Regions from separate parts of the Homo sapiens genome. Here region 2 is linked to region 1. Evidence: chromatin loops called from intact Hi-C (ENCODE). Cell type or tissue: Calu3. All regions are shown on one strand. Each heading gives the region's core, and the rest is flanking DNA. Links, peaks and the distances in the headings are about the cores only. Region 1 has its middle 120 kb from the start of C1QTNF9B. Region 2 overlaps SPATA13 (spermatogenesis associated 13).

Region 1 (12,559 bases), core at 3,795-8,794:
GGGATATAAGAGAGAAAAGACTGAACTATACTATAATCAACTTTCTTACATATATACTATATATTTAAAAATACAAAATGTACACATTTCTAGAATAATAGAAAATTGACTTATAAAGAAACAGAGTACCCTCAAAAACTAAAGATAGTGAGTCAGTCATTTTAAATCTTCCTATAAAATAAACAGCAGTTGGCCAGGTGTGGTGGCTCACGCCTGTAATCCCAACACTTTGGGAGGCGGAGGCAAAGGTCACAAGGTCAGGATCACAAGGGCGGATCACGAGGTCAGGAGATCCAGACCATCCTGGCTAACACGGTGAAAACCCGTCTCCACTAAAAATACAAAAAATTAGCTGGACGTGGTGGCGGGCACCTGTAGTCCCAGCTACTTGGGAGGTTGAGGCAGAAGAATGGCGTGAACCCGGGAGGCGGAGCTTGCAGTGAGCTGAGATCACACCACTGCACTCCGGCCTGGGTGACAGAGCGAGACTCTGTCTCAAAAAATAAAAATAAAAAATAAACAAATAAATAAACAGCAGTTTGTATCCAATTCCTACATACAATTTTGTAAACAGTATCTACCAAACATAAAGGGCCAAATAATTCCATCTTACCCAAACTGAACCACGAACACTCCCCATCACTAAGGCTAGTAAATAATTAATACTGAAACCAGATCTGGAACACAAGAGAGGATCTCTACTTTGCTTCACACCTCCCTCCCCAGTGCACCCCCAAAATAAATAATAATTCATCTGCTCTTCATGTGAAGAACACAAAACTCCAAAATCAGCAGAAAACAGAGGAGGGTAGCTATGTGACTTTTAAATAGGAAAGGATTTCTTAACTCACAAGAAGCATTAATCATAAAAGGAAAAAGACGGAATACATTAAGAACTTCTGTTCATCATGATACCATAAAACGACATGAAAAATCATACTTTGAGGGGAATATATTTGCAACCAATGTAACCAACAAAGTAGTAGCCAAGATATATGAACTAGCAACCCAGTAAAAAGAAAAGGTATTTAGAAGGCCGAGGCAGGTGGATCACGAGGTCCAGAGTTCGAGACCAGCCAGACCAACATGGTGAAACCCCATCTCTATTAAAAATACAAAAATTAGCCAGGCGTGGTGCTATATGCCTGTAATCCCAGCTACTCAGGAGGCTGATGCAGGAGAATCCTTTGAACCTGGGAGGCGGAGGTTGTAGTGAGATCGCGCCATTGCACTCCAGCCCAGGCGATAGAGTGAGACTCCGTCTCAAAAAAAAAAAAAAGAAAGAAAGAAAGAAAGAAAAGGTAAAAGATGTGATTAGATATTTCATAGAAAAAAATGTGAATGGCTAACAGCTCTATGAAAAGATGCTCAAATTCTTTGAAAGTCACAAAAAGGAAAATTTAAACCGTAATAAAATCCATTTTATATTCACCAAATTGGCAGAAATTTGAAAACCAGGAATACCAGATTTTAGTAAGGATTTAGAGCAAAGGGAAGTTGTATATGCCACTGTTTTACATATAAATTGGAACAACTACTTTGGAGAAGCGTTTGGATTATTTTTTAAAGCTGAACATATAATTACACTATGACCCAGCAAATCCTAAATATATGTCCTAAGGAAATTTGCACATGGTTACTGGGAGACACATAGAATGTTCATTGGAAAGTATTTTTGTAATAGTTACAACTGGAAATTAATGTCCATCCATAGAAGAATGTACATACACATGTATTATTATTATATATATTTTTTGGTATATAAGTACACAGAAATACTTCAGAGCAGTGAAAATGAATAAAATCTAATTTAAGTATCAGCATGGTTAACTTAAAAAAGCATTTAGAAGGAGAATGCATACAAATTTGATTCATTTTAATAAAAATTTTAGGAAATAAACAAAAATAGGAAAATATTCCTTAAGGACATAAACATGGTAAAATAATAAAGAAGGAAAGAGAATTAAACATAATATTTGCAACAGTGGCTACCTCTAGAAAGAAGACAGGACTGTGCAACCATGGATTTAATAAGCAGGGAACTTTAGATTTTTATAATAGTCTGTTTCTTAAGATGTATGGGGGGTCTGGATATTCACTTTATTATTATGCTTCATCTGTGTTTATATATATATTTATATATATATTTATATATATATGAATTTGAATGTTTTTAAAATTAAAAAACAATTTTTAGAGAAATGGGGGTTCTCGCTATGTTACCCAGGGCTGGAATCTAACTTCTGAGCTCAAGCGATCCTCCCATCTGAGCCTGCCAAGTAACTGGGGCCACAGGCATGTGCCACTGCACCCGGCAGGCAAATATAGCTGAATTTCAATTTTTATTTATTTTTCTAGAGAGGGAGTTTTACTATATATATAACATATATATAATATATAACATTTTTATGTCATCAAATATTAACAAAATGTTTAAGAAAAACTTCCTGTGTGACATCTAGTAAGCACTGGATGCATCATAGCGGGATCAGCAGCAGCGTGCCAGCTGCTCTGTAGAACCGTGCTGTGTGGCCACCAGCAGGGCCCTGGTGGCATGGGACTCAGAGGGAGAGGGTTTCTAACACTCCAGATAGCACTCTCCTTTCTTCTTGCATGTGGTTGGTCTTGTCACTAGACAACCCAAGAGAATGAGGGGTGTTTCTTCTTCTTTAGTCAGCAGCCTGGTTCATCATTCCTTCATTCCATCTATCCATCCATCCATCCATCCATCCATCCGTCCATCCATTCATCCATCCATCCAATAAATAGTTAAGCACCCACCATGGTCTGGGAATCTCTATACTTCATCTTTCATTCAAAGTCCTATAGTCTGAAGAATCTTAGAGCGCATACAACCATGGATCAGGAAACTGTGGATGTGGATGGGGCCAGTTCACAGTGTGACTGGTCACCTCCCTTAGCCATCCTTCTACCAATGTCTGTGTAGAAATGGATTGCTCTGAATGAAACCCAACTCTGACACACTGACCTCCGCAGCACATGACTCAGAGCCTCTTCAGCACAGTGGCAATTCTGATCCCCTCAAATCTGTATTGAAGCTGACAACTTATTCACCACCGTCATGGACTATTGCAGTACAGGTGACCAGGATTTTGCTGTGAACTGACTATGATATTAGCGTCCACATGCATTTGTTTCCTGCTGCTGCTGAACAAATCCCCACCCATGCTGTGGCCTGAAACATTGCAGATCACCGTCTCACACTGCTGCAGGGTGGAAGTTCAACAGGGGTCTCGCAGGTTAAAACCAAGGTGCTGGCAGAACTGATTCTCTTCTGGAGGCTTCTCAGGGAGTATCAATTTCCCAGCTTTGAGAGGCGCCCACATTCCTTGGCTCATGGCCTCCACCTTCAAAGCCAGCAATGTCAGATCGGGTTCTCACACTGCATCTCTCTGGCCTCCTGTCCAGCCTCCCTCTTCCACTTTTAAGGACCCTTGTTATTACACTGGGCTTTCTAGATAATCTAGGATCATCTCCTTATTTTAGGATCAGCTGATTAGCAACCTTAAGTCCATCTGCAACCTAATTCTTCTTTACCATTGAAAGTAACACATTCACAAATGCCAGGGAATAGGACATGGACATCTTCCAGGGACTATTATTCTGCTTGCCACACTATGAAACAACCTGCATTATTCCCTACTTTTCTATTGAAATTAGAAGATAAAAAGCAAAGTATCCAAATCAGTTATATCTTCACTCCAGAGAAATGAATTTACTGAGCTATGCCTTAATGTCTACAGCTTTCACAGAAGATTCATGTGTATTTGCATACACACCATGGAATACTATACAGCCATAAAAAAGGATGAGTTCATGTCCTTTGCAGGGACATGGATGAAGTTGGAAATCATGATTCTGAGCAACCTATCACAAAGACAGAAAACCAAACACCGAATGTTCTCACTGATAGGTGGGAATTGAACAATGAGACACAGGCTGGGGAACATAACACACAGGGGCCTGTCATGGGGTGGGAGGTGAGGGGAGGGATAGCATTGGGAGAAATACCTAATGTAAATGACGGGTTGAAGGATGCAGCGGGCCAGCATGGTACATGTATACCTATGTAACGAGCTTGCACGCTGTGCACATGTACCCTAGAACTTAAAGTATAATAATAATAAAAAAAAAGAAGATTCAAGTGTATTTGAACAACCTCTATATAGTTTTTTTAGAAAATGGTAACTAAAGTTTTTGTCCAGCTCATGATTCAATGTTTCTTTTTCTACAAGAGCCTGCCTTGTACATTTTGCTTGAGTCTAATTCCAGGAAAACTTATGTTCCTGCAGAAGTAGTCATCAGTGAAAACAACATGGCCCACAATGGTGACCCCAAATCCTCCCACATGCTGCCAGAAAACATAAGAGCTAAATTCATTCCACTTCCTGTAGATGGTTTCTTCTTGTTTTAGCCCCAAAAAATTCTTATTTTAGTTTTCAAAAATTGTGGTGGAAAACATATAACTTAAAATTCACCATCTTAACCATTTTCAAGTGTGCAGCTCAGTAAAGTACATTTTCACACTATTTTGTAAGAGATCAGAAGGTTTTTGTCTTGCAAAACTGAAACTCTGTACTCATTAAACATTACTTTAAAATTTTAAAGTTACCTCTAGTATGCTAAGAAGTACTCATTTCTATCTTAAAAAGAAAATGGCTTTAAATTATTTTGAAAGTTTTACAAGTGCTTTATCAGTTTCAGAATACTGCAATTAAGAAACATTAAGATTTTTCGCCAGGCGCAGTGGCTCACGCCTATAATCCCAGCACTTTGGGAGGCTAAGGCTGGGTGGATCACCTGAGGTCAGGAGTTCGAGACCAGCCTGGCCAACATGGTGAAACCCCATCTCTACACAAAAATTAGCCAGGCATGGTGGCAGGTGCCTGTAGTCCCAGCTACTCGGGAGGCTGAGACAGGAGAATTGCTTGAATCTGGGAGGTGGAAGCTGCAGTGAGATGAGATTGCACTCCAGCCTTCAAGAGATAGAGCAAGACTCCATTTGAAAAAAAAAAAAAAAGAAAGAAAAGAGAAAAGAAACATTAAGATTTTCCAACAACTGGCCGGGCGCAGTGGCTCACGCCTGTAATCCCAGCACTTTGGGAGGCCGAGGCAGGCAGATTACGAGGTCAGGAGATCGAGACCATCCTGCCTAATACGGTGAAACCCCATCTCTACTAAAAATATAAAAAATTAGTCAGGCGTGGTGGCGGGCGCCTGTAGTCCCAGCTACTCGGGAGGCTGAGGCAGGAGAATGGTGTGAACCCGGGAGGTGGAGCTTGCAGTGAGCCAAGATCATGCCGCTGCACTCCAGCCTGGGCGACAGAGTGAGACTCCATCTCAAAAAAAAAAAAAGATTTTCCAACAACCTTCACAGAGTATGACTTCAATTAACATCTGGTGAATAATGCCCAATGCACGGCGTATACAGTCACAGATTAAGAGATCATTTGGTCAAATTTTGACGTTCAAAACAATTAGAGACAAGTCAGTCCTTGGGCATTTATGTTTGAGTACAATGCAGCCCAACCTAGCTTTTCAGCCTGATACTGGTTTTTAATTTTTATATTTTTTGTTAAGAGACAAGGTCTCGTTCTGTCACCCAGACTGGAGTAGAGTGGTACAATCATAGCTCACTGTAGCCTCAAACTCCTGGGCTCAAGTGATCCTCCTGACTCAGCTTCCAAAGTAGCTGGGACTACAGGTGCAACTCACTGTCTGCCCTATGCCTGATATTCTCTTAATCATCTTTATGCAAGCTATGCTTTGAGCAAACAGGCATCTTCAGGATTCTCCAAACTTTCTTTCCTTATGCTGTGCTCCGCACTTGGAATACTCCCCATTCTCTGTCAACTCCCAGAAATGCTCCAGCCCTTCTTAGAGGCCAGCTCCTCTCTCCTGCCTCTCCTAATACCTTCCTTTCTGTGGAAACTCAATATACCTTCCTTATATATTGTGTTCTACTTTATAATGCAGGTGTGCACACACAGACATGCACATGTTTATGAGCCACTCCAATTATTTATTTATTGAGATGGAGTCTCAATCTGTCACACAGGCTGGAGTGCAGTGTCTCGATCTAGGCCCTGTGCAACCACCGCCTCCTGGGTTCAAGCAATTATCTGCCTCAGCCTCCTGAGTAGCTGGGATTATAGGCACCCACCACCATGCCCAGCTAATTTTTGTATTTTTAGTAGAGACCGGTTTTCACCATCTCGGCCAGGCTGGTCTTGAACTCGTGACCTTGTGATCCACCCACCTCAGCCTTCCAAAGTGCTGGAATTATAGGCATGAGTCATCTCGCCCGGCCCAAATTATTTATTTTTATGCCCACTTTTAGCATAAAGTGCCTTGTAAATAACATGTACTAAAAAGTATTCATTGAATTTAACTGAAATGTCTCTTAATTAACTGCATAACTTCTGCTTTAATAGAAATGAAAATCATACTACTGCTTATTACAATGTAAGTTAAATTTTATAGATGGATTATCTGAATAGTTTAGCCTGATGGACTGTTAAAGGTTAAATACAATTCGTTTAAGGTTCAACAGCTCCCTCTCACGGCCTCTGAGGGAAACTGGGTTTGTGGGCCAAGAATGGTTTCCAACTCAAATGGATTGTGAATCTGCTTTTAAAATACTAATATATTCTACTTAAGCATTAATGAAAAATTTGATTAAGGTTAAAAAACAAAAAAGTTTTCATAAAGTCACATGTACACAGCACTATATTTTTGCCTTTTTCATAACTTAGAACAATGTCAACTGCATATTGGTTAGAAGTTCAAGCACTCTAACTATAAAATGAAATGCTTAAGTTTGAAATGGAACAGTTTAAAACAAGGAACTAAGTAAAATACCAAAACATTAAAACACACAGATCTCAAAAAAATCCAAATTCCTCAAGTCATCATCCCAAATGTTGGTGTGTTTCATGCCAACAGGGAGAAGCTGTATGCAGCTGGTTAAGTCTGGCTGTCGGTGAGGCTTGGTGCTCTGAGGTGGACTTCCTAAGATAGAAGCTGGAGTCCGCACCTCACACAATGAGTGCAATAAAGATAGAGCTTAAAGGTAAGCTTCAATAAACGTAGATGTCTGAATTCTGACATGGGGGCAAAGAGGTGTGGCTGGCCTGAAAACCACAGAAAGACTCCAGGGCGAGAGAGATGAGACTCCTAACCCTACCAGTCTTCACTGGCATGTTGAAATCTATGCCTGTGAACGCTAATGTGACCTCACTGATAATAGAAGCTTTTCCTAAACACCAAATGATTCTCTACCCTTGGACTCCCATTGCTCTACAGAGCCCTAAGCTGCCTAGGATTCCAACGAGTATTTCAAAATGTCATTTTTTTTTTAGCAGTCCTATTTTATTTTTTAAATAAAATCTGACCTCAGAGAAGCATTATCATTAATGATATTTATTCTAATTATAAAGTACACACAAGAGGAAGAAAGAGAATGCACTAGTAATATTCTGCTCAAGAAAAGTTTCCTAGCTATTTAGCATGTGATATTAAAAATGCTTTAAAATACACATAAATATTTGGCTAGGTAATGGATCTGTAAGTTCACAAACAAAACATAATTACAAAAGTATGCAGAAATTTTAACTAGCTCCACTGCTATCAAACCATACAGTATAAAACTATATACTGTTTTTCTTTTATAAATAAGAATCATGGCCGGGTGTGGTGGCTCACGCCTGTAATCCCAGCACTTTGGGAGGCCGAGGCGGGCGGATCACGAGGTCAGGAGATCGAGACCATCCCGGCTAAAACGGTGAAACCCCGTCTCTACTAAAAATACAAAAAATTAGCTGGGCGTAGTGGCGGGCGCCTGTAGTCCCAGCTACTTGGGAGGCTGAGGCAGGAGAATGGCGTGAACCCGGGAGGCGGAGCTTACAGTGAGCCGAGATCCCGCCACTGCACTCCAGCCTGGGCGACAGAGCGAGACTCCGTCTCAAAAAAAAAAAAATAATAATAATAATAATAAGAATCATATAACTTAGGAGCCCCTTCTTTAGACACGTTCACTTTCCCTGAATATCAACCAAATTCTAATATGTCTGTTGAGATCCACTCAATCAGATATGCCTCAGTATTCTTCTGCATCTTAAATATTTGAAATGTCCTAAAACAGACAAATTAAGTTTTTCATACTTTGTCATAATTATTTCTCGAGTGTACACCAAATGCTTTTGAAGTAACACACAAAGATATGTGACTGATAATCCACTCGTATGATACACAAAACGTTGGAACCTAAATGCTGTAATGTAATTCTTCTCACAAACAAATGTGAATAGTTAAAAATTTCAAAAAAAATGCATCAGTTAAGTAAAACACAGGACAAATAGCAAATGAAAAGTCAATGTTAGGTGAGGCCTATGGTGCAGATCAATAAGTAACCCTCTGCTAAAACATCAAACAAGCAGCGCTCACCTCGCCAATTAGCTGTGCCTCTGTGTCATCATTGGCTATTAATGCGTAGACCTCTCAGGTTTTCTGAGACCTAAACATAATCTCAAATTAAATTATCTAAATTTTGTATTGTCTAGCTCGTTAAAGATTTTCAGAAGCTGCGTTCCACTTTAATTGGAGAAAAAGGAATTTAAAAAGATATTTCATTTATTACCTAAAAGACCTTCCTCAGATTCTTTACTTGTTAGTCTTTAGTTGGGTCCAACAGGTAAATCACAGTTACAAATAATGCTAAGATGGAAAAAACGATCTTTTGCAACATTTCTATTTGTCCATCAAAAAAGACATTTTGACCTTACAACTATGAAGTGGTTTGTAATACAGTTTAATCTACAACAGGACTTAAGTATGTCATATTTATGAACACGTGCACATTTCTATTAAAATGTGTTCAACTCTAAGGTTATATTCATCCAGTAACAAACATACAAAACCCAAAACACTCCCAGGTTTTTATCACAGTAAAGTATCTTAAAATGTAAGACTCGTGATTGGTTTTCCACGGGTGTAAGGTGATTCATTTGTATTTGCTTTCAAAACAAAATCATTCCCAAGTTTGCCTATAAATGGATTGGCCACACTAGCAGAACATTTAGTAGCAATAGTGCATATTAATGAAATCCATGTAGGGTCTAAAATTTTGCTAAGAGGAGGCCTCACTTCACAAAGGAAGAAGTCATCTCAAATACCTTGACAGATGATATGTTTTGAAAGTCAAGAAAAGTGTGAAACTATCAAATTTGTGGTGATTTTAACAGTATGTTACAGAGGTAACATATGGATTACGGAGTTAACATACAGATTATACAATCTGCAAATGGAGGTAGGATTTAAAGGAGAAAGAAGGAGGAAGGAGAGGGAAGAACGGACTCGAGGCCCTTCTTACCGAGTTTCTGCACCAGCTACTCTTGAAGACAAGCTCTGGAAAGGAAAAAAATGAGTTGTTTTAGTGCACAGATGTGTGAAAACAGGTTAGCTGAGGTTAAATCGGAATGCCAGACAGGGTCTATCTGATCTAAAAAATATATGTAAACAAAAATGTATATATACATATGTGTGTATATCTTACATATACATATATACACATACAAACACAGACACACATACATCTCTCACATGGCCTTAAGAGCAGAATTTTAGAGCATGGAGAAAAGCTCTGCCCAAGAGATTTAGATTTAGATCACACTGTGCGTTTTCAAGCTCTAAGCCCTGGGTTTCCAATCCTCTGAATTCAGGTCAAGCACGTGGGCTTACGTAGGTTCTGGTTCGGGTCCACCACTCACTTGCTGCACGCCCAGGCAAATTATTCTATTTCTCGGATGAGGATAAGAGAATTGTGAGCATTAACTGAGTTATCGTCTCAGAGCAGTGCCTGGCACGTGTGAGCATGTGTAAATGCATGCTGTTATTTTGGCGATTTGTTCTCTATTCGTAACTCAGGAGTGCTCACTCATCTACTGATGTTACCTCAACTCTCTGCCCTGGCCCAGGGCTGGGCCCCATGGGAAGGATGTCTGCCCCCTGACCCTGTCACCTCCTCCCACACTTCGGGCGCTCCTCACTACCTCCTGCCTTCCTGAGGCTGCCGAGTCTGTGTCAGGCCCCACTTGGTGTTCATCACACCCTCCATGGGCTCCACCATCCACTGTCATTCAGTAACTAAAACTGTATTCATTGAAGGCTGGGCATGAGCCTGGGCGGGGGCAGCGCCATCCTGCACCAGCCCTGGATTCTCTGCACCCTGGGATTTGTCAGGCTCATGTTATCGTGCAGCAGCCAGGCCTTGGGGTGCAGAGCCACCACCCTAGTGCTGAACTGGGGCACAATGCACGTCCCAGAGTGCCTTCCAGGGGCTTTTCTCTGCACAAGGACAATGAAACTTCTGGAAGAGAACACTGGGGACACGCAGCTCAGGAAACTGAGAGCCAGGAAGGAGAGGGAGCGGGGAGGTACCCCCACAGCCCTGCAGGCCATGCCCGGGCCCTGGACACTGAGCCTGCTTAGGAAGAGTCAGTGGAGGTCAAGGTGAACCCAGCGGCCCTGCTTGGCTGTGGGCAAAGAAGGGCACCTTTGAGCCTAGCATTGTGGTTGTGGCCTGCATCATAGCTGCCCAGGCACCAAAGGACGCTCCCAATTCTTCCAGCAAGAATTTGAGAAACGTGAGAAGTCAATTAAAGAAAACTGATGTGACATCCAGGGTGATGTCAGAAATGGGAAGATGTCACATCTGGATCCAAATGGAAATGGTAGCTACTGGGAAACAGCTCTCCCAGCCTCAGGAAGAGCCGCAGCTGCTTCCTGGAGGGCCCAGGGCCACGTCCTGGAGGATGGAGCACTCCAGGGGTGGGCAGGGATGGACCCCACTGGCCTCCACCCCTCACAGGAGGAGCCAGGAGTGGGGTTGAAGGACAAGCCACAAACACAATTCCGGGCAGGTCTCAGGGGTGTCTGAGAAAGACATACGCAGAGTCCCGAGTCCTGCCAGGGACTTGGAACGGGGCTCTGCCATTTTCCTTGTGGAGCTCAGAACCATGCCACGTGTCACTGTGGCTCACACTATTGCAGCCAACACATACACACCGCGTACCCTCCAAGTCACTGTGGAGCCAAGGAGCCGCGACATCCGAGGGCAGAAGGACGAAGGACAGAAGCGTGTCTTTGATGCTCAAATCCCACTGCCTGAGGAAATGCCTCTGTGTTTTAAATTATTTCTAAGAACCAACAACTTCATTTTGCTGATTTAGGTGGGGTCATGAGGGGACTATGACGTGTCACCAGCCGAGGCTCACCTTGGCATGGTTTGGCTGGAAAGACCCCAGAAACGGTGGACCTAGGAATTGGGGGGGGGCCTGCCAGGGGTCGCCCCAAAGGGGAAGGATCAGGAAGGCCGGGGGTGTCCTGGCTGGTCTGACCTTCTAGGGGATGGCAGGGAAAAACCTTCTGGGATGAACCATGAGCAGAAAAGAAGCCCCATGAGTGGGCAATGGTGAGAGTGAAGCAGAGGGGCCAGGTGGCCCCTGGCTCAGGGTCAGGCCTGACTCAGCTCACAACAGGGTCATATTCAGGTTTTTTATTAAATTACTGCTAACAGAGAGGGGATGCCACAGGAGAAACAAGCTTGGAAGCAGGGCTGTCCCCGAAATTAGTTTTTCCTCACATGTACTTTGAAGAAAGGATTTTCTTAAAATGTACAGTCCAGCTAGTTCCTCTCAGCAAAAGGTAAATTGCTAAGGCTTTTACTTAGGTTCTCTATTTGGGAAAAAAATTAAATAATGTCATGTGTCTATTTTGCAGTAAACTCTGGCTTTCAGCGATGTTTTTGCTTATAAGACTTTTTGTATCTATTCATCTCTCGTTAAGAGTCACAGAGGTCATTGTTTACTATAAAAATCCAGTGGCCAGGCACGGTGGCTCACATCTGTAATCCCAGCACTTTGGGAGGCCAAGGCAGGCAGATCATGAGGTCAGGAAATCAAGACCATCCTGCCTAACACGGTGAAACCCTGTTATCTACTAAAAACACAAAAAAATTAGCCAGGCGTGGTGGCGGGTACCTGTAGTCCCAGCTACTTGGGAGGCTGAGGCAGGAGAATGGCATCAACCCAGGAAGTGGAGCTTGCAGTGAGCCCAGATAGCGCCACTGCACTCCAGCCTGGGCGACACAGCGAGACTCTGTCTCAAAAAAAAAAAAAAAAAAAAAAAAAAAAATCCAGAAAGTGCCAAAAAGGGAACCTGGATCTCAGAACTACAGCAATCCTGTGGAAATCTTAACCAAAAGGGAGAAGACAGGAACTGAAATAACTTGTGTGAATAACACCCTTAATTCACAATTGAAATCAGGATTTGTTTCCTCTCATCAGTTTCACTAAACCACTTACCTTCCTTTTAAAGGAAGTTGTTAAATAACAATAGTAAATTTTAGGAGAAGACATACACTATTTTGTTACAAACTAACAGACCACAGGATGAAGGCCTTTACCTGGATGATCCACTTGCACTTAATGAATAAATATATTTTCTCTTTCTTATGATTTTCAAATATTATTTTCTCTAG
Region 2 (12,559 bases), core at 4,318-9,317, 170 kb before region 1:
AAATCCTAGGATAAAAAGTAAACTCACAACACACAACAAGGTAATATATCCTTACCTATTATCTTTTAAAAGGCAAGGATAAACTTAGATGTATCAACGAATATAGGAGTCAAATATGTCAGAGTCACTTTTTATTTATTTATTTATTTATTTATTTATTTATTTATTTATTTAGACAGAGTCTTGCTCTGTCCCCCAGGCTGGAGAAATGAGCTACTAAGCCAGAAAAAGACACAGAGGAAACTTAAATGCATACTGTGAATGTAAGAAGCCAAGCTGAGGAGGCTGCATACTACATGATTCCAACTACATGACATTCTGGAAAAGGCAAAACTATGGAGACTAAAAAGATCAGTGGTTGCCAAAGGCTGGGTGGGGAAAGAGAAGTGAACAGGTGAAGCACAGGGGATTTTAACATATGTACTATTTGTACAACATCATAATGGTAAATACATTGCATTATGTATTTGTACAAACCATAGAATGTACATCAAGAGTGAACTCTAGGCCAGGCATGGTGGCTCACACCTGTCATCTCAGCATTTTGGGAGGCCAAGGTGGGCGAACCATGAGCTCAAGAGATCAAGACCATTTTGGCCAACATGGTGAAACCCTGTCTCTACTAAAAACACAAAAATTAGCTGAGTGTGGTGGCACGCACCTGTAATCCCAGTTACTCAGGAGGCTGAGGCAGGAGAATCGCTTGAACCTGGGAGGCGGAGGTTGCAGTGAGTCAAGATTGCACCACTGCACTCCAGCCTGGTGACAGAGCAAGCCTCTGTCTCAAAAAAAAGAGTGAACTCTAATGTCAACCATGGACTTTAGTTAATAGTAAATCAATATTGACCCATCAATTGTAAGAAATATATCTCACTAATGCAAAATGATAATAATAAAAGAAACAGTGAACAGGGGAGAGGGGGTAGTTTTTCTATAAACCTAAAAGTGCTCTAAAAAATAGACTATTATCTTAAAAAAACAAACAGCTGATGATGAGTGGCACAGTCAGGCCAACAAGAGCTTTGTACACATGACAGGGGGTCACAGCTTGTCTAGGTAAATGCTTGGAAACCCGCCCCTTGTGCTAATAAGCATGATAACCTCACTAAGGCAAGGGAACAAATAACACCATTACAATGTCCAGATTCAAAAATACCTCCAATCAAAATCCAAACTCTGTGTGTGTGTGTGTGTGTGTGTGTGTGTGTGTGTGACTGACTAGCTGAATTTAAAATTCACATGAGCGTGCAAAGCCCTTAGAATAGCTGCAACATTCCTGTGAGGGGGAAAAAAAAGAACAAGGACGTAATCAGACACATTCTGTCAATATCAAGAGCCTCAATTTTAAAGCAAGATTATTTTGACTATTACGTGAAACTGTGTATTTTCATTGTGGGAGTGAGTGGGGTTTTTTGGTTTGTTTTATTTGTTTTAAACTTGATGTGATTGTGAGATTTTTATGACCCGGAGGTGACCAACAGTCATGAGGCTGCTTGATTTTTCATCTCGGGCACAAGAGAAACTAATCACACGTGTAATTTAAGGGGACCACCGAGAGCAAAAAACATAAAGTTGCTTTATATTCACATCTCGTATGTTATGCTATTCTACTAAACAGCTACATAAAGAAAAATATTGTTTAGGAATATTTTATGTGTTGAAAACCAATAAAGAAGAGTTAAGTGGTGATAATCCCCGAAGTCAGAATGATGTCACCTCTTGGGTGGGAGACTTGGGGCTGAGAACGAGGTGGGACATTCAAGGAAAATGGTAGCATTTCACGTTTCAGGTTGCGCAGTGCATACATGGTGTTTACTTGTCTTTGTCCTTACATGCTGTACTCTTTGTATGAATTAAGTATTTAATAAAACAGCTAAGATACACAATTGTTAGAAGGCTGGGTTAGAAAATACTGCTCTATGAAACATACAACAGGGCTAACCAGGTGTGCCAACCACTAAAGCATCAGATAGGCCCATGTTCAAATCCTTCTGCGCCACCCAGGAGTGCCACATCCCTGAACAAATTACCTAGCTACTCTGAGCTCGGTTCCCACATCTAAACAAAGGCAGAATAACAATAGTATTCATCAAACTGTAGTTGGGTTAAATTAAGAAAATGCCCGTTGAAGGGGTTTGTACAAGTCTGGCAAAGAGAATAATAGCTCTCATTTGTTGATCACTGACCAACCAAGAGCCATGGGAAGGGACCTTCCAGGCATCAACACATTTAACCATCTCAATGTCAGACTGTAATAAAGGAGATAGGATTGGAACCCAGATGGTCCGATTCCAGTGCTAAACTCTTAACTACCATGCTAGTCTATCTCTCTTATAAGACATATATTATTATTATAATAAGTATTCACAGCTAAGGTTTTAAAAAATTGGATTACAATTACTTACATATGGCTTAGTGGGAACACTTGACAAACAAAAGCAATTTATTTGAATAAGAACCCAAAGATGTGGTGACCTGGATGGCCAATGTGATCTGACACTGTTATGCGCCTATTGAAAATTCCAATACATTGCCGCAGGTCTAGGCAAACAACAGAAGTAGAGCTTAGATCACAAGACGCAAGTTTTTCCCATCCCTCTCCTAAACCTACACATTGGCCAATTAAAAGTAGTACGTTCAGTTCTAAGGAACACATCTTAAAAGAAACACAGACAAACCACAGATAAATTTACACAATAATCTGCCATCCATATTATTTCACAAATCAGCAGAAAGATTCTGAGACATTCAGCTTCAAAAACACAACTTTTAGGGAAGACATCATAGTGCTTTTCCTATGGAAGAAGGATCAGAAGTTTATTCAGATGCACACTTTCTGGTAGAATCAGTATGTAGAATGAGATTGTTTTTCATTCTGTGACAGATTCCCTAACAATCAAAGCTGTTTACAGAGAACAGGCCATCTAGCAAGATTCAGTCTTCCCAGCTTCCCACCTTCCGAAGAGCTCAGCGGCTGGCAAACATGGATTGCAGCTGGCGTGGGTGCTGGATTCCAAACCTCTGAGATTTCCTTCAACTTTAAGATTTTATGGTTCTGGCGGGCGCAGTGGCTCAGGCCTGTAATCCCAGAACTTTGGAAGGCCAAGACGGGCGGATCGCTTGAGCTCAGGAGTTCGAGACCAGCCTGAGCAACATGATAAAATCCTGTCTCTGTAAAAAATACAAAAATTAGCTGAGAGTGGTGGTGTGTGCCTGAAAAGAGAACAAAGAATGAACCACTGCACTCCAGACTGGGTGACAGAGTAAGACCCTGCCTTAAAAAAAAAAAAAAAGATTTTATAGTTCTAAGAATATGTAATATATATTCTAAAAATACAATCCTTTAATCAACAGCAGAAAAGGTCCTGCATCACCCCTGAGGAAGAGGTACCAGTCTGAAATGCCCTCTGCTTATTAGCTGACACCTGCTGCTGGTGGTACTCATCTAACTTTGCTGACCTGCAGAAACTTTACTAGTTTCCATGTCCTCGTGGCAGCACGTGGGATAGCCCTCACAGGACGACCCAGACTTGGCAGAAAGAACAAGGACAAAGAAAAAGAGACTACCAAACAAAACTCACCTCCTTGCTTGAACATACATAGAGTTTTAAATTCCAATCAACATTTATCTAGAAACTGATGTAAACTGCCACAAGAATGAAGATTAATAATCATACCTCTATAGTAATCCCAAGCCAAACTCAACAACGCCTCTGTGGGAGATTCCTATGGATTTTATTAACTGCGTCTGAAGGATTTAATGGCAAAGGGTTTTGGAGACCTCTAGACTCTTTTTCACCTTCCTAGAACATCCAGCAAAACACATGTGTACCTGAAATAGGCTTGCTGCTTTATTATAAAGAGACTTCCTATGATTCTGTTTGTACAGGAGTGGGCAGGAGGCTGGGAGGACCTGACATTTAGTCCAGTGAGTCTGGAAACAAAACAAGGTGGCTCGGTGCGGTGGCTCACGCCTGTAATCTCAGCACTTTGGGAGGCCAAGGGGGGCAGATCACAAGGTCAGGAGTTCAAGACCAGCCTGGCCAACACAGTGAAACCCCGTCTCTACTAAAAATATAGAAATTAGCTGGCATGGTGGCGGGCGCCTGTAATCCCAGCTACTCGGGAGGCTGAGGCAGGAGAATCGCTTGAATCCGGGAGGTGGAGGTTGCAGTAAGCAGAGATCATGCCACTGCACTCCAGCCTGGGCGACAGAACTAGACTCCATCTCAAACAAACAAACAAACAAACACGAGGTAACAGGGGAGGAAACATGGGAAAGTGAGGAGTTGGAAGAACAACAGTTCTGTTTTTGAGAAGCAAATGCATGTTTCTTGGGGGACTTCATCCTAGGAGAAAAATCAGCCTCCAGGAAACCCCATGCCCACTGAGAGAGCCAGGGAACACAATGGAAGTCTAAGGCATCCTAGTAATTTCTGGTGGTATTAATGGCCCCTCACTAATCCTTATACATATTTTTTAAAATTAGTCAGAACATGGAAATAAGGCCAAGGATGGCACATGTACTTTCAATATCACACCAAAGCCAGTCTAACTGATTTCATTCTCTAGGACGTACTTTATTTTGACCTGCTATTTACTACTAATTAGAGGTAAGTTATAGGTTAATCTTCAGATTTCTTTTTTTCTCATTAGAGATGCAAATTATTTCTATCTTTCAGAAAAGGTAACTATAAAGGTTACAGTTTTACTGCCCTATAGGACATTAACCAGTGTTGTCTAATTTAGCAAACATCTCAGCACGCCTTTCCTGACAGACTAAGTCAGTGGCAACATCCTGCTGGTTCCCTCATTGATGAGCTAAATAAATTTCTGACACATATTCATGATACATTTAAGAGATAGTTACGTTTTAACAATTTGAAAGTTGTACTTTGATACACTTATTCTGTAGTTAATCACTATTGCACTGTTTACTCTTTCCAGCTTTACAATTTCTTCCTACTGAGTCTCTGTTGTGTCAAAATTTTTATCTCAATATTATTTTATACTTGACTATTCCATCACATAAATATTATAGCTACTGTAGCAGTTATGGAGGACCTGGAGAGTAAATTAAAGATATATGTCTTCCTCTAAAGATGGGTCTTTTCTCAAGACTGAAACATAATAAAAACTGGAACAGTAAGATCATACCCATCTCAGGTGCCCTCTGGTTGTTATTTGGCCACCTGCTGTTGCTGGTAACTTTTATCACGAAGTTAAGATTTCTACAGAACTAAGTTCCTCTTTTCCAGTATATGTAATCACTACTCACCCCGTACTCAGCAGCTTGCTCATTTCACATTCATCTCTTTCTCCTCTTCAAACTGTTTTTTTTTCTAGCCAATCCAATATTCTAGAGTGTTAGAAATCATGCTTCTCCTTATCTCTTGAAATGTACTACTCTCCATTAATTGGCCATTTTCTTCAGGAAAGTAAATAATATTACTGAACACTAAGTGCCCGACATGTACTAGGCTGCTCATGTGTTTTGTTTTGTTTTGACATAGGGTCTCACTCTGTTGTCCAGGCTACAATGCAGTGGTGCAATAATCACAGCTCACTGCAGCCTCAACCTTTTGGGCTCCAGTGATCCTCCCACCTCATCCTCCCAAGTAGCTAGGACTACAGGCCCACGCCACCATGCCCAGGTAATTTTTTTGGTTTTTGTAGAGACAAGGGTCTCACTATATTTCCCAGGCTGGTCTCAAACTCCTGGGCTCAAGTGATCTTCCCACCAGGAATGAAAAGAAGAGTAAAAGTCAGTTCTACACAAATTGGAACATTTTCTAGTACACTGTGGAAAGGTACAGGTATTTTTATTGAATGTTATATAATTTAAGGCTTTATTACATACTAAAAATAGGTATTACCTATTATGTAACATTAAAAAACACTGTAAATTCATGTGAATCTTTTTAAAATTGAAGTGTGATACTTCCAGGTAATGTGTGAAGGGTTTATGCCAAGCCTCACTCTTAGGGAACACACCTTCCTTCCCACCATCATTATGAGGGCTTTACTTGAAAACTCCACAGGAGTACTGACTATGATACTCCTCATCAAATTTGGGTAACATATGAAGCTTCTAGAAAAATTTTTCCAGGCCCTTTAAGATATTTTGAAAACTCTGCAGTAAGTTAATTGCTGCCATGTTAGTTGAATTTCTTGGCACCAAAGAATTAAAATCAAATGCAAATTAAGGCACAAAAATCAAGTTACAGTTTTCCCCATACCATGGTCATCCAGATAATATGAAACATGCTTAAATTTTTAATTTTTTCATAAATAAAAACATAAATTATTATAGTACCTAAGAATACATCCCCAGTCCTACAGAGGTTGCTATTAATCCAAACATCACTTGAGCTAATTAAATCATCTTTCCCCCTTAAACCTTTCTAGTCAACTTGTTAACAGGTGTTAATATTTAGCTATATTAACCAATTTAAGTTCTCCCACATTCTCCTCACCTTCCTCTCTTCGGGAAAGCAAAATCAGATATTACAGTGAAATCAACAAATCAGTAACTTGGGGACAGAGAAAGGGAAACAAAATCCTAGAAAACCCCCTTGTAGATAATCAATGCCTAAATAATTAAGAGTCTTATATAATATTATACTGTCCTTTAGCAGTGTTGGCAAAGATGTGGAAAAATCAGAACACTCTTATATTGCTGGTGGGCTGTAAAATGGGGCAGCCACTTTGGAAATAATTTGGCAGTTCCTAAAAATATGAAACATAGAGTTATATGACCCATCAATTCCACTCCTGGGTATATACCCAAGAGAACTGAAAACAGGTGCCCACACAAAAACTTGTACATGAGTGTTCACAGCAGCATTATTCATAATGGTCAAAGGGGGAAACGAACCAAATACCCATCAACCGATGCACGGATAAACAAAATTTGATATCCACATAATTGAATATTATTCAGCTATAAAACAGAAGTACTGACACATGCTATGCTACAACATGAATGCACACTGAAAATATTATCTAAGTAAAAGAAGCCAGTCACAAAAGGCCACATATTGTATAATTCCATTGATAGGAAATGTCCAGAATAGGCAAATCCATAGAGACAGGAGGCAGGTCAGTGGTTGCCAGAGCCTGGAGCAGGAGGAAATGGGGAATGACTGCTAACAGGAATTGGGGTTTCTTTGCGGGGTGCTAAAAAGGTCCTGGAATCAGTGGCAACAGCTGTACAACTCTTCCTATATGTGCTAAAAGCCATTTAGTTGAATTAGAAATCATTGGTGAACTGGTATTTAAATTGTATCTTAATAAAGCTTAAAAAGTTGTATCGTCCACTTCCCATGAATTTAGTCATAATTCATCCTTACAAGATTCACTATTTTACTCCTGTCCCAATTAACAAACATTCTGCAACTATCCTTTGGATAAGAAAACCATTGTGAGCTGCTTAGACAGGTAGAGATTAAATCATTGATTAAATTCCGACAAGTGAGGTCAAGATTCCACATATCGTAAAGCACGTAGAATTTTTAATAGTGTACAAATGATTCAGCCATAGAATAAACAGTGTTAGAAGAAGAAATCCTAGTCCTTCCAGTGGAAAGCGGCAGACCAGTCGGTGAGTGGTGAATCAATGAGGACCTACCGGGCTCATTATGCAGCTATTAGCAGGATCACTGACTACCAAATCCTCAAACTGTTACGGATTCAGAAGTTGTAAAATAAGGATTGTTAAGTACTCAGAGCATGCATCCTACCTCTCCAGCTAGTTGGTTTCTCCTATTTCACAGAGCTGGATGGTTCGCTCTGTCAGTGATTCTCAACATTTCCAGTAATGTGCACCTCAGCCTGCAAAGAGCCTGGACATTTTCCTCTCCACTTCCTGTCCTACTCTTGCAAGTCCCAGGCAAAGGAGCAATCTCAGGATGATTGAACGGCGCTAACTTTTCTTTTCTTCTTTTGTAAGTCATATATTTGAAATGATGCAACAACATTCAGGACGATTTTAGCTGCACATTTAAATAACTATACGTATTGGCATCATCTTATATAATGTGTGATCTGGCCACTGCCTGTACCACTGCAGTCTTGCCTAGGTTCTACAAGGTGTCTCAATGTCTGCAGGGGAAGCTGCTAGAGTTCATAAAACCATAAAGCAGCAAAGATCAATGAGGTGCCCACCACAGACTCGGCTACTGAACCATGGATGCAAAGTTGGGAAGATGGGCTATGAACTTGAATGGTTGAGAAGGTAAGAAACCTCTACAAACTCTTTTCCAGTTTCTGCCTTTTTGTGTCTCTATAGTCCTCAAAGCTTCCACCCTTCTAAACTCATCACAATGTGTTAAAATCCCAATTACTGATCTTCTGGGCACCACCCAGCAACTCTCCACATCCATCTTCCTCATTGTGACCACTTCATCACCTGGCACAACGTCTGACATGTAGCAGGATTCAGCCAACAATTGCTCACTGAGGAATAGCTACGTTTCCACACTAACCCTACTTCTTCCTCCAGAAGAAGACCTGCTCCTCTGATATTTGCTAAAGCATAGCTAAGTGCCAAATCGAAGGGACTCTTTTCAGAGAATCCAGTGCCTCTGATGCCACTGATTCCTCTCCAGGCTTCCTCCCACCTGAGTGCCCCTTCTCCATCCTTCCTCCTGTTCCTGCCCCTTCCCAAGGTTCCAGACTCAACTGGTTTCTCCAGCAACTCCATGTGCCTGAGCGACCACCACATCACCCATTCTCGGCTCCAGGTGAAGCTATCCTGGCACCAACTGGGGAGCACCCCCCGCAGGCCTCACTCCTCACACTCAGATTCAACCACGCTGAGGCATCTGCTCACCAGGCCCCCAGTACAAACAACATGGCCACCGCCTGTGTCAACAATGCCTCCGTTCTCCCAGTTCCTCCAACACTGGCCTTTGTCATCTCTCTCCCCCACCCTCACCTACTTTCCCTTGTGCCCCCAGCTCACTGGAGTCATTCCCTCCTGTCCATTTCCCCTGCAACTCCCCTTCCTCAGAGCTCCGTCACTTCCCCCTCAGTGTACTCACTTGTCCACTTTTCTACTCTCCTATCCATCCAGCGCCCACATGCCAGACAAAGCTTCCTGAAGGTCCTCCCCAGTCAGTCACTGCCCTCCTCAACAATGCTCAGTGGCTCCTGTCCCTTCCTGGATTATGTGTCAAGCTCCTCAGCCTGGCCCCCCAGGGCTCTCAGCCCACACACCTTGACTTTCAACTTCTCTCAAAACCTTAAAGAGCACTTATAATGTGCCGGTTACAGTGCTTGGTGTTTTGAGAACAGCAGGGGGAGGAAAGAATCCTTTTCCTCCTGTCCATCTCTACCAGTGCTCCCAGGACCACCTGCTGGGCTCTGGAAGTGCCTCCTGTTGCCTAACCTAGTTTTAGGCAGTTCCACCCATGCAGAAGGCCTTTTTTTCCCATGTCACCCTCTCAAAATCCTTGAGATCTTCAAGATCTGTCTCCATGGCACCCCTTCCACAACAAATCTTCTCTCTGCTTCTCCAACAGCCTGACCCAATCACACCGTAGAAGCGGGTAAGCCTATCTGTGTGCTCTGGGGCCAGGGCAGGTGTGCAGACCTAGTGAGAGGAAGGTGCCTGAGTTTTCATTCAATACTCAAGTGCCTACCACATTAAATATGTACTAACAGACAGGACTTCAGGTCTTGACTCTCAAGATGTCTGGAGTGAGTGCAGATGAGGTGATAGGTGAGGCCATGGGAACTGCTGGAAACAGTATTCTGAGGAAGACGCTGTTTCAGCGGGTAGGAGGAGGAAGAGGAACTGGCACAGAGACTGAAGGGGCAGGAGGAGAACTAGAGTAGCAGGCATCACAGTCACCAAGCAGAGCTGCAAGGAGGAGGAGACGAACACCTCAAAACACAAGCAGAGAACTACAGGAAAAAGCCCCTGAATTGGAAATTAACAGGTCATTGTTTAACTTAGAATGTGCTTTTGAGATAGCCAAATGCTTAGGCAGATAAGGTGTGGGGGGAGGGGGGTCCCTGGTGAATCTCCTTGCCTGCCCAACAAGAGTTTACAACAGCTGCTTTTGTGCCCCCTATGAGGCAACCTGCCCAGGGCCTTGTCTGAGCATGGCCACAATGGACTGGGGGAACCAGGGTGGAGCCACAGATCGGGGTAGAAGCCTGACCTCTTCAGCTCCTGTGTGGTGGCCTGGGTGAGGTGGGGGCTTGTTAGCAGGACTCCATCTCACTTTGCCGTGTATTTTTCTTTTTTGTTCCCTTTTCGCCCTGTAATAATCCTGCACTGTTCACCCTTCAATGTGTACGCAGGCCTAAATTTTCCTGCTTGTGTGACAAGAACCCGGTTTTAGCTGAACTAAGGAGCAAAATTCTGCAACATTTTCATTACTCTGATGAGGTATGCAGGAGATGCAAGGGCTTTAGAAAGCAATGTAGCTGGTCGCAGTGGCTCACGCCTGTAATCCCAGCACTTTGGGAGACTGAGGCGGGCGGATCACAAGGTCAGGAGATCAAGACCATCCTGGCTAACACAGTGAAACCCTGTCTCTACTAAAAATACAAAAAAATTAGCAGGGTGTGGTGGCGGGCGCCTGTAGTCCCAGCTACTCGGGAGGCTGAGGCAGGAGAATGGCGTGAACCCAGGTGGCAGAGCTTGCAGTGAGCCAAGATCACGCCACTGCACTCCAGCCTGAGTGACAGAGCAAGACTCCATCTCAAAAAAAAAAAAAAAAAAAAAAAAAAGAAAGCAATGTATAGTGAGAAAGAGGAGATACAGCCATGCCTTGGGAGATATTGCAGGTTTGGTTCCAGACCACAGCAATAAAACAAATATCGAAATAAAGCAGGTCACACAAAGTTTTTGGTTTCCCAATGCATGTAAAAGTTATGTGTACATTATACTGTAGTCTACCATGTGTGTAATAGCATTATGTTTGAAAAAAATGTACATACATTAATTTTAAAATATGGCTGGGCAAGATGGCTCATGTCTATAATCCCAACATTTTGGGAGGCCGAGGCAGGAGGATTGTTTGAGGCCAGGTGATCGAGACCAGCCTAGGCAATATCGAGAGATGCTGTCTCTACAAACATAAAATAATAATTAATTAATTTAATTAATAAATTTAAAAAGACTTCATTGTTAAAAAATGTTAACAATCATCCAAGCATTCAGCAAGTCCTAATCTTTTTTCTGGTGGAGGGTCTTGCCTCAATGGTAGTGGCTGCTGACTGATCTGGGTGGTGGTTACTGAAGGCTGCAGTGGCAATTTCTTAAAATGAGAAGACAGTGAGGTTTGCTGCATTTGTTGACTCTTCCTTCATATAGGATTTCTCTACAGGATGCGATACTGTTTGATAGCATTTTACCCACAGCAGAACCTTCAAAACTGGAATCTTTCCTCTGAAATCCTGCTACTGCTTTATCAATTAAATTTATGTAATATTCTAAATCCTTTGTTGTCATTTCAACCGTGTTCACAGCATCTTCACCAGAGGTAGTTTCCGTCACAAGAAACCACTCTCTTTGCTCCTCCACAAGAAGCAACTCCTCATTCCATTTTTATCATGAGATTGCAGCACTTCCATCAAATCTTCAGCCTCCACTTCTAATTCCAGTTCTCTTGCTGTTTCCACCACATCTGCAGTTACATCCTCCACTGAAGTCTCGAACCCCTCAAAGTCATCCATGAGGGGTGGAATCCACTTCTTCCAAATTCCTGTTAAGGGTGGTATTTTTACCTCCTCCTGTTCTTTATGGCATCTAGAATGGTGAATCAGTTCCAGAAGGTTTTCACTTTACTTTGCCCAGATCCATCAGAGGAATCACCATCCATGGTAACTACAGCCTTATTATATATATAATATTATATATTATATATAATAATATATAATATTATATATTATATATAATAATATATAATATTATATATTATATATAATAATATATAATATTATATATTATATATAATAATATATATTATGTATATTATATATGATATGTTATATAATAATATATATTATATATGATATGTTATATAATAATATATATTATATATGATATGTTATATAATAATATATATTATATATATGTTATATAATAATATATATTGTATATTATTATGTTATATAATAATATATATTGTATATCATTATATGTTATATAATAATATATATAGTATATCATTATATGTTATATAATAATATATATTGTATATCATTATGTTATATAATAATATATTATTATATGTTATATAATTATTTATATAATATATATTTTATAATTATATAATATATTATGTAATATATTATATAATTATATAATATATATTATGTAATATAATTATATAATATATATTATGATATATAATTATATTATATATGATATATTAATATAATATATTAAATATCATTTTATATATATTTATAATATATTATATAAATATATATTTATTATATTATAAATATATTTATAATATATTATATATTATATATGCTTTTATATATAATATATTATATATTATATATGCTTTTATATATAATATATTATATATTATAT

Evidence for each region. A loop is a pair of places that touch in the nucleus more often than their neighbours do. Peaks named below come from ENCODE experiments on the same cell type or tissue, not always from the same donor. Only the 100,000 strongest peaks of a DNase experiment are listed, where the experiment ranks them.
Region 2: a loop joins it to region 1, with 9 times the contacts of the local background. A loop is called at or near these places in 1 of 110 quality-filtered maps.

What each region holds. Positions count from the first base shown.
Region 1 is chr13:24,014,534-24,027,092 of GRCh38, reverse strand. It overlaps a transcript of SPATA13 not described here. Among named protein-coding and RNA genes, the nearest start is that of C1QTNF9B, 120 kb to the right of the region's middle. RefSeq lists an enhancer at 9,828-10,729. In Calu3, for the core only: no CTCF peak of the experiment used is centred there; a DNase peak (open chromatin) is centred at 6,592.
Region 2 is chr13:24,189,686-24,202,244 of GRCh38, reverse strand. The region is part of intron 1 of SPATA13 (spermatogenesis associated 13); the gene reads right to left. Among named protein-coding and RNA genes, the nearest start is that of MIR2276, 34 kb to the right of the region's middle. In Calu3, for the core only: no CTCF peak of the experiment used is centred there; no DNase peak of the experiment used is centred there.